2 separate regions of the Mus musculus genome follow, and region 1 is linked to region 2. The links are chromatin loops, found by intact Hi-C in ENCODE. Cell type or tissue: gastrocnemius. All regions are shown on one strand.

Evidence for each region. Hi-C counts contacts between places; a loop is a spot of excess contacts. Peaks named below come from ENCODE experiments on the same cell type or tissue, not always from the same donor. Only the 100,000 strongest peaks of a DNase experiment are listed, where the experiment ranks them.
Region 1: a loop joins it to region 2, with 8 times the contacts of the local background. A loop is called at or near these places in 22 of 42 quality-filtered maps.

What each region holds. Positions count from the first base shown.
Region 1 is chr11:113,643,817-113,651,816 of GRCm38, reverse strand. It overlaps Cog1 (component of oligomeric golgi complex 1), which reads right to left and starts at 2,288. Exons shown (of 14, transcript NM_013581.3): 1 at 1,942-2,288. The coding sequence starts at 2,256. It also overlaps a transcript of Slc39a11 not described here. In gastrocnemius, no CTCF peak of the experiment used is centred here; DNase peaks (open chromatin) are centred at 661, 1,933, 2,240, 3,458 and 1 more place; H3K4me3 peaks cover 2,634 bases; H3K27ac peaks cover 3,022 bases.
Region 2 is chr11:113,808,002-113,816,001 of GRCm38, reverse strand. Sdk2 (sidekick cell adhesion molecule 2) reads left to right here. Exons shown (of 45, transcript NM_172800.3): 37 at 5,487-5,673. Among named protein-coding and RNA genes, the nearest start is that of Gm51930, 7.9 kb to the right of the region's middle. In gastrocnemius, a CTCF peak has its summit at 4,590 (motif pointing right); DNase peaks (open chromatin) are centred at 4,843, 5,204, 5,626, 5,996 and 1 more place; H3K4me3 peaks cover 271 bases; H3K27ac peaks cover 707 bases.

The sequences.
Region 1 (8,000 bases), 160 kb after region 2:
AAATAAAAAGCACAGCTCCGTTTACACAGGCCTGGGGGAGAAGCTGGGGAATGCTTTAAGATCTCAAGCTTTTCCGTGTGTGGTATCGCACACCTTTGATCCCAGCACCCAAGGGGCAGTGGTGGGCGGATCTCTTGTGAGTTAGACACCAGCCTGGTCAACATAGTGAGTTCCAGGCTAGCCAGGACAGCACAGAGAAACCCTGTCTTTAAAACGAAAACAAAATCTGACGTTTTCATAAAGCCACACTCAGTACCACTCAGCTTGCAGGGCACTTATGTCCGACCAAATGGCATCTCACCATCTGGTTATTGGTAGGAGGGCGGGGCATCTCGCCATCTGGTTATTGGTAGGAGGGCGGGGCATCTCACCATCTGGTTATTGGTAGGAGGGCGGGGCATCTCGCCATCTGGTTATTGGTAGGAGGGCGGGGCATCTCGCCATCTGGTTATCGGTGGGTGGAAGGGAGACTTCCTACAAGCTTCCTCCTTCCTCTCCTTTCTCTTTAAGGTCACCAAACATTTCTCGTTGACTGTTCTTTACCACCCCTGCACCAGATCTTCATCTGGCTGAGACTTCAGGCCTCTCATCTGCCCTCTCACCTCGAGTCCGTCTTCAGTAGTGGTGTGTGGGGTGCCGGTAAAGGAGGGGAACTAACTCTGGCTCTTTTGTGTTCCTCCCCATCTGCTATGGGAGGCAAGCAGGCCTGCAACGGACGTCAGATGCTAACAGTTTGATCTCGGACTTCCCAGGCCTATTCCTGAGGGAAAATGAATGTCTACTCTTTATGAACTATCCAGTGTTAAATCTTTTGTTACAGCAGCATAGCTGGCCAGAGACGTCAATGTTCCAAATCTCAGTTGTCCTTACTGGGGAGGAGCCACACCTAACTCACTCCTTCCTTCCGAACTATTACATTAAATGGACATGTGGCGATTAATCACCTTTATGCTAAACTATTTTCTACTGCCATTCTAAATTATTCATATTTTAAAAATTCAATTTCCCAAGAATTTCTTTCTTTAATTAGAATGTAAACTTCAAGAACATCTTGGGAGGCTCCTGTTTATGATTTGAACGGAGAGGGCATTCCCCCAGAAATGCACCAGCCATAACCATGAAAATCAATCCATTTCTAAGACTGGGCTTACATAGTTGAAGCTAGCCAGCTAAGTCTGTCCATTTGGGAAGGGGGCTGTACTTAATGTGTAGCTTAGGGAGTGACAGGCTGACAAAGTTCCAACCTTCTTTGCCCACGTTCATTATACTGCCCTAGTTTTTTTGGCTTGGATTTTCTGACACCTAAGTAGCGCAAGAAAGCTGGCTCCACATGTGGGCTAGTGTGCTTTTGTAATTTCTTCTTCTGTTACAGTAAGTTCTCCTAGGTTAAAAACTATTTACCCTCGGCGCCCTCTGCTCATTCCTAAGCCAACACCCAATGTCAGAATTCGATCCGCATCGGGTCTTAAACGTTTCATGGGAGGACATCAGGATACCCTGAGTTTTTTAAACCAGCCTGAAATGAAACTGCTCACCTATTAAAAGGGGGAGGGTCTGACGGCTGAGGCTACCCTCCCCCAATTCTCCAGGCTCGGTCGGGCTCAGGGTGGGATGGGGAATGAATGAATGACTTTGACAGGAAGGTGTGAGCTAACGGGAGAGATCTGACAGTCGAGAGACCCCTGGCGTTTTCAGTTAAAAGGGAAGGAGAGCGCAGCGAACCCACGGGAGGCGAGGGAATCGTCCGGAAGTCCGGGAAGGCTCCCGGAGCAAAAGGCCGGCTGGCTTTTCGGCAGCGGACCAGCGTCCCGAGGAAGGCCCGCAGACGCCTCCCGGTAGCCCGCGGCGGCGAGGGGCGGGCTCCTCCGGCGGAAGGTGAGGGGTGGGGTCCGCCGGGCGGCGGGGGCGGAGGGACGTGGCGGGTTCGGATCCCGGACTGACCTGCGGGGCCCGTGGGACCCGGGGCGCCACGGAGCCGGCCTGGCGGAGGCGGGCGCAGTATTGATCGGTGGCCTGCACGGCGTCCACCAGGCCCTCGGCGCAGCGGCGCATCTGGCCGATGGTGTCCGCCGCCTCGATCAGGTCGCGGTACCGCTCGCCCACCATCTGCCGCAGCTCCTCCTTCTTGTGTTCGATCTCGGCTCGGACCTGGCGCTCCAGCCCGCGGATCTCCTCCGCTCCATGAGTCTCGAAGAGCGCGTTGGGATCGCGCAGATCCAGCCGCTTGAGCGCGGAGGAGGCGGTCGCGGCCGCCATGGTGCTAAGCCAGGGATCCGCCGGCCGCTTCCGCCTGCCAGCCCCGCCCCGCCCTCCCGCCATCATGGATGGGGGCGGAAGTGCTTCCGCCAGGTCGGGAGCCTCGGTGGTCCCAGGGACTGAGCCTCGGTGGCAGTGCTGCTCTCCAGAGCTTATTTTTTACTGTTACAATCTCCCTTCTCTCTCCTTCACTCTTCCTTCCTTCCCTCTTCCTCCCCATTCTCACCCTATGTAGGTGGAGTACGTGCGACAGAAACAGATGCGCGCGGAGGTCATAAGTTGCAGGAGGCTCACTCCTGCCATGAGGATCTCAGTATAGAATTTTAGATGGAATTTTATCGGCTTTGGCGGCAATCGCCTTTGCCTGCTGTGCCATCTCGCCTACCCTGAGCGCTCGTTTCCTTAGAGAAGCGAAATAGTTAAGGTTGTACTTGGTGGTCAAAGTCTTAGTGGCCCGGAGCCCCTTGCGTCGCACCCAAACCCTTTCCTGGGGAGGGAAGAGCTTCACCGTGGGGTTCATTATGGTAAAGATGCACGTATGGTCGTGTTGCTGTCGGTCTTACATGCATGCACGCTTTTGCCTTCGATAGACCATCACAGCAACCAGGACTGGGCCTTGGGACTCTTCCCTTAGGACTTGGCAGCTGGAGATCTGAGTGACGGCTGTGGTCCACCTTGTTACCTGGGTCTTCTATTTTATTTAAATATTGTTTAGTGGCCACAAAATGGGTTTCCCTGTTACAGGCCTCCTGTGGTGGAGAACGATGGGGAGTCCATGATGCCAGAGGATTGGACATCCTGAGATTGACCCAGTAAGAAAACCTGGACGTTCTGGCTTGCTGTTCATAAGTCCGTTCAGGGCCCTTCGTTTTGGAAAAGTTTGCTGAAGAATTCTTTCCTATGTTAACACAGAGAAAACAGTATTGTGTGTTCAGCAGCCCTGTACCACAGACAGCCTCTGGGTTTTCTCTCCCGTTCACCACTGCCACTACTTCGAGGCAAATGTCACAGCAATAGATTGATATCTAAATAAGGGGGTTTACTTACGACATTCCAGCAAGAAGAGTCCCTGCTCTATGCACAACTGAAGCCCAGGGAATTTTACTTACCTCGGGGAAGGGGGTTAACTCAGAACTCAAGCCACTTGGCTTGAGATACCGCCTACGCGTCAGAGTTCCCCCAGCACAGCGCGCCCCCTGGTGGCGCAGCGGTGACGTGCAGTCCTTTCTATAGTCCCGCGCTACCGGCTGCTTTGGTGCTGTTTTGCTTCTGAGCCTGCAGAATCTGTCTTCCGTGTTTGGAAGCGCTTCTCTGTCAGGCAGAAACTTTCCCCAGGACTTCTTGCACCTACTGTGCCAGCCTGGGGCCTGGGACTGGTCCACAAGACCTTCTTGGGCCTTTGAAGGCAGCGATGCCCTGGTGCAGGGATTTCAGCCTTGTAGAGGCTAGGTCTCACCCACAACACCTAGTGTGCAGGACTGGCAGGGACAGTGGCTGCAGCTGTAGTTTCAGGTGCCAGCGCTGGTGATGGGTATCTGCAGGTTGGATCACCCTGTGGTATACCTTGGATTAGGAATGTTCGCCCTCTCTTTGCTCCTGTCTCTTCAGCTTAGTTGCACATCCTGCCCAGCAGCTCACTGTGTTATCAATACATCCATTTTCTCTGAAAATCAGAACCGTGGTCTGTAGCTTGCCCTGGGAGCCTAACACTTATTCCTCAAGCTTCCAGTTCCCCAAGAGTTAGTAAGCTAACACCTTTCCTACACTGAGGGGAACACGATAGGCTATGATCAGTTCCATGTGGGACTAGGGGCTTCTTGTATGATGGCTTTGGCAAAGGCCACTCTGCCCAATGTGTTTTGAGACCGGCATTTGCTTTTCCGTCTTTTGTGCTGTTTCCTTGGCTGAGTTCATCAGACCTGCCTGAAGATGCTACGGTTGCCTCTCTGCCTGCAGAAGAACTGCTGCTCGGGGCTGTTTCCAGATGTCTTCTCAGCCTGGGCACTGGGAAAGCTCCCCAGGCCTTTGGGAGATGTGTCCTTGGCTCTGCTCTCTAAGGCTCCAGGTTTTACTTCTGCACCCAGAGAGCAGCCCCCTCCTTTCCTGATGCTGTCTGCCTATCAGCCAGAACTATCCAAACCAGCAACTGGGCCAAGAGCTCAGCCCAAGCAGCTAGAGGAGTCACTGTGCCAGGATGTTGGGGACAGACATTGCTTAAGCTCAGGGGTGCTGCTGTCATTTAGTGTAGTTTATGACCAGGTGTAAGTATGTGTCGAGTGAAGCTTTGATTTAATTTAATTTATTATTACTTTATTTATGAGTGTGCGTTTGTGTGTCTGGGCATGTTTGTGCGGTGCCTACAGAGACCAAAAAAGAGTTCAGATCCCCTGGAGCTGAAGTCACGGGAGACTGAGCAAGAAACCAAATTCCAGTCCTCTGTAAGAGCAGCCAGCACTCTTAACCGCTGGGCCATCTCTCCAGCCCCTTCAGTCTGAGTTCTAGTATCAGTCCTTCATCCTTCTAGCTTCAACCTTTAAGTTGTAGCTCTTGAAATCAAAGAGGCATTCCTCCATAACCCTAGCTGTCATTTAGAGCATCACTGGCCCTTTGCATCTTTCCTCTCTGCTTCTCACAAGGATCCCACGCAGAGGCGGCGTTACAGACAGCTAAGGTTCCATCGAACTGAGTAACCTAGGTGAGGTCACCAAGCCTGTCGATGGTGAGGCCTGTTGTCAGGGTGTCAGCTGCCAGCTGGACCTAGAGTCACCTGAGAAGAGTGATGCTCAAATGATGAATGGCCTTGCTCAGATTGGCTTGTGGGTGTGTCCATGAGGCACTTTGTAAGATTGCTAATTGATGTACAAAGGCCTAGCCCACTGAGTCTTGCTGCTCCTGGGCATGTGGACTCGGGTGCTATAAGAGAGGTAAGCAAGCCAGTAAGCAATGTTCTTCCATGGTCTCTGCTCCAGGTTCCGGCCTTCTGTTCCTGTCCTGACTGCCCTCTGTGACGGACTGTGATCCAGAAGTGAAAGGTTGTCACCACGGGCTTTCCCACTCATGCCCACATTCCCGAAATAATGACTCTGACATTTGCTACTTATGAATAAATGCCTAGGCCACAATTCTTCTAATAGATTGTCACTAATTAATCCCTTTATTCTTTTCTATGAGTGCCACATGGCTAGTTACCTTTCCTCAGTTTCATGTGTCTGTCTTCTCAGAGTTGGGGGCAAATCTCTTCCCAAACCTGACTCTATCCCAGAGTTCCTCTCTCCCTACCAGAACTCCCACCTCCTATTTCCTGCCATGGCTAATAGGCCATGGGCTTTTTATTGATAGGTAATGCTTCCCACAGACAACAAGAGATTCTCTCTCGGTACGATGAAATAATTTCCCAAGTTGTTTGTGGCCAGGATGTTTGATCTGAGCAACAGAAGAACAAACAGGGACACTCGTCTTCAGAGACTTGTGGGTTAGCTCAGCTCTAGAAGTCCTTATCTTTTACTGGAGTCTCCTGATTAGCTTTAAAGAAAGATTGCAGAACGTTAAGATGACCCAGCGGACCAGCGTTCACATGGTCCCCACAGTTTTTCCTTCATTCCACCTGAGCTGAGATCACTGCAGTTGCACTGACAGACTGGGGAGGCACGGCATAGCCATACCCGCTGGGCAAGTATCAGGACACTAGAGGGGGGCTGTCTCTTCAAGCTGGGGATATACTGTGTTTTTCTTTAGGCATGTCCGTGTGTACCCTTGCCTCACTGGGGACACTGAAGGGAAAGACTTCTCTTCAGCTTGTTTTGTTCCTCTCCTCAGGCTGGCCTGCAGCTCAGCACGTTGCCAGAGCTGGTCCATTACAATACTCCTGCTTTAGCCTCGGGAGTGCTAGGGTTGCAGGTGTGAGAGGGCATGCTTGTGTTTCTGTTTTTGTAGTTTGGGTGTGTGGAGGAGGGGACAGGGTTTCCTTGTATAGTTCTAGGTTGACCTTGAGCATAAGACTCTCTTGTCTCAGCCTCTTGAATGCTTGGGGGTCATAGGTGAGTGCCACCTTGCTTGGCTCTTCCTTACTTAAAAAAAATCAAATTATTTTTATTTTATGCATGTGGGTGTTTCATCCGCGTGTATGTCTGTGCACTATATGCATGCAGTGCTCACGGAGGCCAGAAGAGGGTGTCAGAACCTCTGAGAGTTGCATACAGAGAGTTGGGAGCCACCATAGGATGCTAAGAACAGAATCCAGGTGTCCTGAAAGAGCAGTCAGTGCTTATAATGGCTGAGCCAACTCTCTGGCTCCTTGTCCTTACTTTTTAATACAAATATGGGAAACTAGCCAGAATAATCCTTAAAAGAGAAGAATCTTGCTCTACTTTGGACATTGAGTGTCCCCCTCAAGTCCCCCCAGAGAAGAGGTTTTGTCCCTAGGGTACTTCTGGGATGTAGGGTCTAATGTGAGCTCTTAGGTCACTGAGAGCATTCCCTTGAAGAGAACAGTGAGATCTTTGCCCCCTCCTTGCTTGATCTTTACCTTCGGGCCATAAGGTACATGCCCTTTTCTGCTACATGCTCCCACTGTGACGTGTTCCCACTGTGATGTGCTCCCACTGTGATGTGCTACCTCACTTCAGGCCCAAAGCAATAGGTTCAACCAATCACTCAAACTGGATGAAAAGTAGCCCTTTTCTCTTTATAAGTTGTTTGCCTCTGGTATTTTGTTACAGTCACAGGTTTTTGACAGATTTTAATAGATACTATGTCTCCTCCTTGGGGCAGTCTGTGACCAGGGGCCTGGGAAATGGTCCCATGTCTTTGGCTCTCATTCAAAGCTGATACTTTGGAAATATGCCATGCATTTAGGTTATATAGTGCCAAGGTGTCTACATAAAGGATGCACAGGAAAAGGCATGTAGGAATCTGTGTGCTAGAGAGTGATCTCATCCAGACCCTGCACCATCCCATACCAAACTCCTCCTAGATATGAGATGGCTGTGTTCCCGCATGCATACATAGACCTGAAAGGGCTGTCAGCTTTGTGCCTCCCATTCCTTCTGTTGGAGGGAATGGTAGTCACATTCTTGTGCATGCTCAGACAGAAGATAGGAAGAGAGAGAGATACTCACTTGAAATGGAAAGCAGAAATTTAGCTCTGGCTAAAGGAGGAAGCAAGAAAGAAGGAGAAAAGGGGGTGGAGGGAGGTGGTGTTGAGGAAGCAGAGGAGAGAGAGTGTCAGTGGAAGCCATGTTGGGTGCACAGAAGGCTGGATTCTATGCACATGCCCAGTGGAATTCAGATGTTTGGTGTTTACTCTTGGTCGGAGATGCCAGTGAGATTAATGCTCGCTATCTTGACTTCTTATCTTTATGGCAGCATTTATCAGCCTGTGTCTGCTGGAGGTGGCATTTGTGGTAGAAGGGCCTGGCAACTGACTTGGCTGTTTGCAGATACTTGAGAGATTACCTTCCACTAACAGCTAGGCAAGCATCTCTGGTGAAGGAACCCGCATGTCTGGGCTCCCTGGGTCTGCGGTCCTCCATTTGTGTTGGCTGCGCATGCTCCTGCCGTGTGGGCTGGCGGTGTGCTGGATGCTGCGGGGAACATTTATTTGGGTCTGACTTTGGCTTGTCCTCTTGCACCTTTCCACCCCAGCGTGTCTTTCTGTGAATGGCCTCAGAGTCCTACCTCTAAATCTAGCAAGTTGTCGTGGTTTTTTTGGAGATAGGATCTTGTGGAGTCCAGGCTGGCCACAA
Region 2 (8,000 bases):
GGGGACGGTCTGTTTGTTTTCTTGTCTCAAAGCTATATGAACCCAGAAGACATTGTGTTATGTGAAATGAGCCAACCACCAGGAAGCCACCAGGAAGACTGACTGGTCTGCATGACCTCACTCACACATGACCTGACTCATCAAAGTCCCTAGGATAGTAATAATAGGATAGAATAGTCCAAGTCGGGCTGGAGAGATGGCTCAGGGTTTAAGAGCGCTGACTGCTCTTCCATAGGTCCTGAGCTCAATTCCCAGCAACCACATGGTGGCTCCCAACCATCTGTAATGGGACCCACCCAATGGATCCCATTAATATAAATAAATAATTAATTAATTAATTAATTAATTAATTAATTCTTTTTGAAAAAGAAGACTAGTCCAAGTCACAAAATCGGGAAGAAGAAGGTGGTCGCCAGATTTGGGAGGGACTGGAGAGATGCTGGTCATATGGCAAACATTTCAAGCCAGGCATGGTTGCACACACCTTTACTCCCAGCCCTCGGAAGACAGGTACAGGTGGGTCTCCATGAATTCAAGCCAGCCAGAGCTACATACAGAGACCCTGTCTCAAAAATGAAAGTGGGAAAACATGGGCACTTAGAAGCTGAGGCAGGGCCACAGAGTGAGTCCCGGGCCTTCCTGAGGAAGAGTGAGCCTATGCCAAAGAAACAAAAATAACCCCCAGCCAAAAGAGGTCCAGGCGTGGAAGGATGAACCCGTCCCTGGAGCTAACCTGCAGGATGCTAGCCATGCCCAATAAAACTGTAGTGTGTAGCTGAAACACGTATGCTGACCCTTGCTCTTAAAGGTTCTTACTGTGCATCAAAAAAGGTAACTGTAGGTCAGGGATTTAGCACAATTAGAAGCATTCGCTTAAAGGCTTCGGTTCTGATTGTAATCCTGCAGTTTTCTAGGAATCGCAGCACAGATGCCCAGTACAGGAAAGGGGCAATCCCTGAGCCAGGATCAAGGCACAGCGGCTCCTGCTTCTGCTCTCTCAGCGATTATTCCTACCTACACACACACAAACACACACACATCACACACACTCACACACACACACTCACACACTCACACACACACACTCACACACATACACACACACACACACCACACACTCACACTCACACACACTCACACACATACACACACACACACACACCACCTCCTGATTTATCCAGCAAGGGCAGCGGGTAGAGTTTATTAAGGACTTTCTTGAGTTGTAACCAACAAGATATAAATACTAATGCTAAGGCTTAATTAAGACTCTTCTTAGGGGGCTGGTGAGATGGCTCAGCGGGTAAGAGCACCCGACCGCTCTTCTGAAGGTCCTGAGTTCAAATCCCAGCAACCACATGGTGACTCACAACCATCCGTAAGGAGATCTGACTCCCTCTTCTGGAGTGTCTGAAGACAGCTACAGTGTTCTTAGATAAGCCCATACCCAAATAGATAGGCTTTTCTTATTCTTTCTCAATCATTTGGTTCTCTCATTACAATCATTTCTGAATCACTGTTCTCAAAATCTGTTAATAAATTGTGATTTTTATGAAAAGTCAAAAAAAAAAAAAAAAAAGAGGTGACCATTGGAAGTAACAGGTGCCAATCAGCTTGGCTTGACAGTGGGCCCAGTGGATGGGTATGAAAACATCAGAGGGCTTGGGGTAGGGCTCAGCTGGGAGAGTGGCTAGCATTCATGATTCCTGGGGTTTGACCCTCTGCAGGCATAAAGCAACAGGCGTAGGGGCCTCTACCTGTAATCCCAGCACTTAGGAGGTAGAGGCAGGAGGGTCAGCTCCAGGTTGCCCTTAGTCACTTTGTAAAATCAAGGGCGGCTGGGCTATGTAAGTCCTGCTTCCAAAAAAGGGTAAGTAAATAATAATAACAACAGGTTGGCCAGAGAGAGGTGCAGTGCTGATCAAGTGCTTCTGAGCGTGCTTAAGGCCCTGGGCTCTGTTTCTAGCACTATAAGCAACGAGAGAGAGAGAGAGAGAGAGAGAGAGAGAGAGAGAGAGAGAGAGAGAGAGAGAGAGAGAGAAGAGGGGCTGGAGAGATGTCTCAGCAGTTAAGAGCACTGACTGCTCTTCCAGAGGTCCTGAGTTCAATTCCCAGCAACCACATGGTGGCTCACAACCATCTGTAATGGGACCTGTTGCCCTCTTCTGGGATGTGGATAGCAACAGTATACTCACATTCACAAAATAAATAAATAAATCCTAAAAAAAAAATCCTCCTTCCCTTCCCTCACTCCCTTTCTCACAACAGTCTCGGGTTTGGCTTAGAGATTGTTGTCCTCTAGCAGTAATCAATAAATCTTTTTTTAAAAAGAAAAAAGAAAGGAAAGAAGAGAGAAAAAAGAACATTAATTATATATCTTAATTCTATTAAATTTTCGTCAACTATACGTCAGAAAAGTGATTAAAGGGGAAACGGGCTGGGAATAAAAACCAAGAGTTAAGAAATGGGGTCAGGGGCTGGTGAGATGGCTCAGTGGGTAAGAGCACCCTACTGCTCTTCTAGACTGCTCTTCCGAAGGTCCAGAGTTCAAATCCCAGCAACCACATGGTGGCTCACAACCATCCATAACAAGATCTGACTCCCGGGCTGGAGAGATGGCTCTGTGGTTAAGAGCACTGACTGCTCTTCCAGAGGTCCTGAGTTCAATTCCCAGCAACCACATGGTGGCTCACAACCATCTGCAATGGGGTCCGATGCCCTCTTCTGGTGTCTGAAGACAGCTACAGTGTACTTACATATAAATAAATAAATCTTAAAAAAAAAAAAAAAAAAAGAAATGGGGTCAGCGTCATCTGCTGCCGCTCCAGCCACTTCCCCCCATGACATGTCTGTTGGCCTATGTATCAACCATGAGTGAGGTGTCTGGGACACAAAGGAGCCAGATGGGCCAGGGTGCCTGCCCTCTGGAGCCCATAGCCTGGGTTCAGTACATACTCACTTCCCCATGAGTGGGTGCTCTACCAATCAATCATGTCACCTTGGGGACCAGGATCCAGCCTCAGCCCTTGTCCCTTTTACTGTGTATCCTCATCTAACAAAGGTCTACTGACAGCAAGCAGGCAGCCTGCTTCTGTATGTCCTACACCTTGGCACTGCCCTGCCCAATGCCCTCCCCAGCCATTGACCCTGTCTCCCCAACAACACCAAGTATCTCCCTCTAGGACCAGTCATAGGCAGGCCATAAAGGCATTCTGAAATTTGTTTCTTCTTTTGTTCATTACTTAGTATTTTCATATGTTTATGTGCTTGTCTGCATGAGTTCATGTGCACCACAGGGACCCAAGGAGGCCAGAAGAGGGCATCAGATCTCCTAGAACTAGACACATAGGAGCTTCTAAGCCACTAGATGGGTGCTGGGAACCAAACCCAGGTCTTCTTCAAGAGCAGTCAGTGCTCTTAACCACTGAGCCACCTCTCCAGTCCCTTATTTCCTCTTTTAAAAAAAATTATTTATTTATTTATTTTATGTGCACTGGTGTTTTGTCCACATCTTGTGTATATCTTGTGTGAGGGTGTGTCAGATCTTGGAGTTATAGACAGTTGTGAGAACCCGGGTCCCCTGCAAGAACAGTCGGCGCTCTTGACCACTGAGCCATCTCCCCAGCCCCTTGTCTCCGTTCCTAATGCCCTTTCCTGACCTCGCGGTTTTGTTCACATCTCATTATGTCCTTGTTGGGTCTCTTTGCTGGAGGATTCATTCAAAGGCTTCTCCCATGATACAGGGACATCGCTAAACGATAAAGTGCTTGCTGACCAGTTTGCTGTGTTCTGGTGAGACACGGGCACGAGACAGTCTACATAGAACTCAGGCTCCATCTTCAGCGGAGGGAGAGAGACCCTCCAGCAGAGGGCAGGAAGGAGGGAAGAGCTGGAAAGAAGGAAACCAAAGACAATCTCCCATAGTCTCTGCCCCGCTCAAGCTGACTCTCTACTCTCTTTTCCAAACCCAACCCCAAGTACGTTCTCATCTTCACCGTTCCTCCAAATCTCACACTGCTAAGGCTGCTGATAAATCTGCCCTGTTCTTCATCAACCGGTCACAAGCTTCGCCCAGCCTGTCTCCACAGCACCGTGCCTCACCCAGTTGAGACATGACATTCCCCTGCCTGTTTCTCCTCACACAGCCGTCACCCCTCCTCGGCCTCCCCTACCGTTCCAGCTACCCCTGCATTTCCACAGAGGCCCTGGAAACCCCTCTATCCCTCTCCTCAGGCCAGGAGAATCCAACAGTTCTCTGACTGTCTTCGCCAAGCTGCTGATGCTCAGGGCGTGTGCAGAGCTGTAGAGCTAGCCTTGAGCTCTTCCCCAAACGATGAATCCAGGAGACTGCTTTGTGGCTGTTGCGTTCTCATAGTCAGTGGATGCGTGGGTGATTTTATGAATGGAGACCTCAATTCCCCGTATAAAAAGATTTTTTAAATGGAAGCAAGGCAGTAGAGAAGCAAATCTTTTGTAGTAACAAGATGTCCTGACTGCCTCTGCACACGCTGGGGGTGGACACTTTTATTAGCTCTTTCCTACTTTTATTGGTATGGAGGAAAGGAAACTCCAATAGCGTTCAGAACCCTCTCTGGCCAGCAGAGGGAGCCAAATGATCGTCAATCCTGTACAGGGTTTGGGATGCCAGGCTGTATGTAGCAGAATACCAGCTCTTAATGTAATTTGAGAGTCTTCGATGCGTGTTTAAAAGCACTAACCATGCTCATTATAGAGTGCCCGGAGGCTCCACGAAGCTCCTGCTGCACTGAGGACTTAAAATCCTCCACAAGCGTGTAACAATACCCTTAGAAGCTGGCCAGTCCTTACGGCCTGCAGTCTTCTTGCTCGCCCCGGAAAGCGGGTGTCCTTAAGCCCTCTGCAGCTGACCAAGTCACAGGCCTAGCAAATGGTGCCATCAAGAGTTGAGCCACAAACCGAATGCCACCTCTGTCTAGCCTGCACCAGACTTTTCAGACTTTGATCCACGATTATCAGATTGGATTGCGCATATGCACCACCAGGAACTTTATTTACAGCGGGAGCTTTTTACAGGGGCCTTAGCAGCTGAGGCTGCCTATGTGGCACACGGGGCAGAGCTGAGGCTCTCTGCTCCTCACCAGTGCCCTGGCATTGCCAAGCTGTTAGCCCTTGTGCCCCACACAGTGGAGCAGAGCCCATGATTGCTCCCGCCTCTCCAGCTCAGGCTGGTGAGATGCAGGTTCCTATTGAGGCTGACACGCCTGTTACATGGGACAGATGCCAACCCCAGAGACACAAGATACACAGGGGATGACGCTTACAGACGATCGGAGGGTCGGTATTGACTACAAAGTGAAAAGTTCCCGAATCCTTCTTAAATAGCTCTTAGCTACTTCCATATTGTTTCCTGGTTGAAAGCAGGGGTGTCTTTGAACCCCCGAGATGGGCAGGGGCGGAGGGGAGGCCTGATGTCTTCGTCCCTCTCATCCCACAATCTTTGGTTCCCACAGATTTATTTCTGGGAAGTCCAACGGAGGAACCTCACAGAGAGGGTGAAGACTCTCTTCTTGGCTGAGAACAGCGTGAAACTCAAGAACCTGACGGGCTACACAGCCTACATGGTCAGCGTGGCAGCCTTCAATGCTGCGGGGGATGGGCCGAGGAGCACCCCGACCCGGGGCCAGACTCAGCAAGCAGGTAGGGAGAAGTCTCTTGGGGAGGTCAGGGTTTGGGGGACAAACTGGTGTCCACGTCTGGTGTCGGAGCTTTCACGCAGCCGGGGAACTGGGTTCGGATACCCAGGCCCCACTTCCAGATGCCCTGTGGAAAGAAAAGCCCAGCCTGCAAAGAAGGCTCTATGTGTCCATAAAAAAAAGAAAAGAAAAGAAAGAAAAAAAGAAACTCTCACTGGGAACCTTGAGAAAGTCCCCAGATCTCACCTAGCCTGTTCTGCCCACCTTGTCTCAGCTTTTGGGACAGCCGCCACTCCCCGCCCCTGTTTGGCTTTCTCCTCCTTTCTTGTCTCCTTGCCTTTGCTCAGCACACCCCGCGTTCATTGTCTTCTGTGAGCCCACACTTTTGCTTCACACTGGTGATGAAACAATGATTTTTTTTTTAAAAGTAAGTCTGTGTCCTGCTGAGGCCAGGGGACAGGACATAAACAAGCACAGCACAGATGAGCTGGCTGGGGGGTAGGGGGAGCTAAGGGGAGCAGGGTGTGGTTCACAAGATGGCTGGCTACACCTGAGCTGAGCTTTGAGCCAGAGGAGACCAGCTGTGGGAAGTTCTGGAGACAAGCAGGAAGCCGGAAGCAGGATTCCTGTCAGAAGGACCAGCAGGTGCAGAGGCCAGGAGGCTGGAGGGGATTCGAGGGACAGACCCCGGTGTTGACAAGAGAGGTGGAGTGAGGCCCGATTCCCAAGGGTCTGGAGAACAGGATTTGTGTTGAGTGTGATGGGGAGACTCAGAGGGTTGGAGCGGTTAAGAATTAGAACTCTGCCTCAGTGGTTAAGAGTACTGGCTGAGCTGGGCAGTGGTGGAACACACCTTTAATCCCAGTACTCAGGAGGCAGAGGCAGGCAGATTTCTGAGGCTAGCCTGGTCTACAGAGTGAGTTCCAGGACAGCCAGGGCTATACAGAGAAACCTTGTCTCAAAAAAAAAAAAAAAAAAAAAAAAGCACTGGCTCTTAAAAACCCGGGGTTCAATTCCCAGCACCCACGTGACAGCTCGTAACTGCCTGCTACTCCAGTTTCAGGGGACCTGATACTCTCACACAGGCATGCAGGCAAGCAAAAACACCAATGAACATGAAATAAAAATAAACAAATAAAATTTTCAAAAGGGCGGATTTCTGAGTTCGAGGCCAGCCTGGTCTACAAAGTGAGTTCCAGGACAGCCAGGACTATAAAAAGAAACCCTGTCTCAAAAAACCGAAAGAAAGAAAGAAAGAAAGAAAGAAAGAAAGAAAGAAAGAAAGAAAGAAAGAAAGAAAGAAAGAAAGAGAAAGGAAGAAAGAAAGAAAGAAAGAAAGAAAGAAAGAAAGAAAGAAAGAAAGAAAGAAAGAAAGAAAGAAAGGGAAAGGGAAAGGGAAAGGGAAAAAGAAATAAAAAGAAAAACTGGCTCTGCCTTCTGGGCTGAGTCTGGAGGAGATGACAGAGAGAGGTGGGGACTAGATCCAGGCAGGATGGAGGAAGGAGAGAGGGGACAGATCCCCTTGTCCTGAGGTGTCCAAAGCCACTTTTTGGTCAGTGTCACACTGGATTCCCCTAGAATTCCCAGGGAGTAAGCAGTGTAGTGTCTGTCTAACAACAGGGGTTAGAGTCACCCCAGAAAATAGGCTTTTTGCTCCTGATCCCCTGGTAAGGTCATAGGGGAAAGGGCAGATGCTGGAACCAAGGCAGATCTGAGATCTGAGAGAATTCAGGATCTCTCTCTCTCTCTCTCTCTCTCTCTTCCCCCGTGTGTCAACCCTCAAAGCCATGAATTTCATATCTGCAGTTTCAACCAACCAAGAAAGGAAAATATTCCCCAAAATTGCGTCTGTCTGGGTGCAGCAGCACAGACCTTAAGAGGTGAAGCCAGGAATGGGCAAGAGCCAGGGCTCAGAGATGGCTCAGCATTGCTGTTCTTCCAAGAGACTGAGTTCCATTCCCAGAACCTACATTAAGTGTCTCACAACCACCTCGAGCCTCAATTCCAGGGGACCCAACCCCCTTTGTGCTGGCCTCCATGGGCATGGGCGCTGGTGTGACACACACACAGAGACACACATGCACATAAATGAAAAGAAAAGTAAGCCTTTAAAGTCGATCAGAGCCACCTTTAGCTACACAGCAAGTTCGAGACTGCCCTGAGCTAAGGGAGAATGCCTCAAAAGGCAAATAAGCAAGTGAAAATGTATCTATGCTGAAGACAGACAGCACCAAATAACAAATGTGTCTTTACTGAGCATGTACAAACAGCACCGAGTAGCAACTACTTAGTAAATAGATACAGTACTATTTGCAATGTGTCAGGAATGGA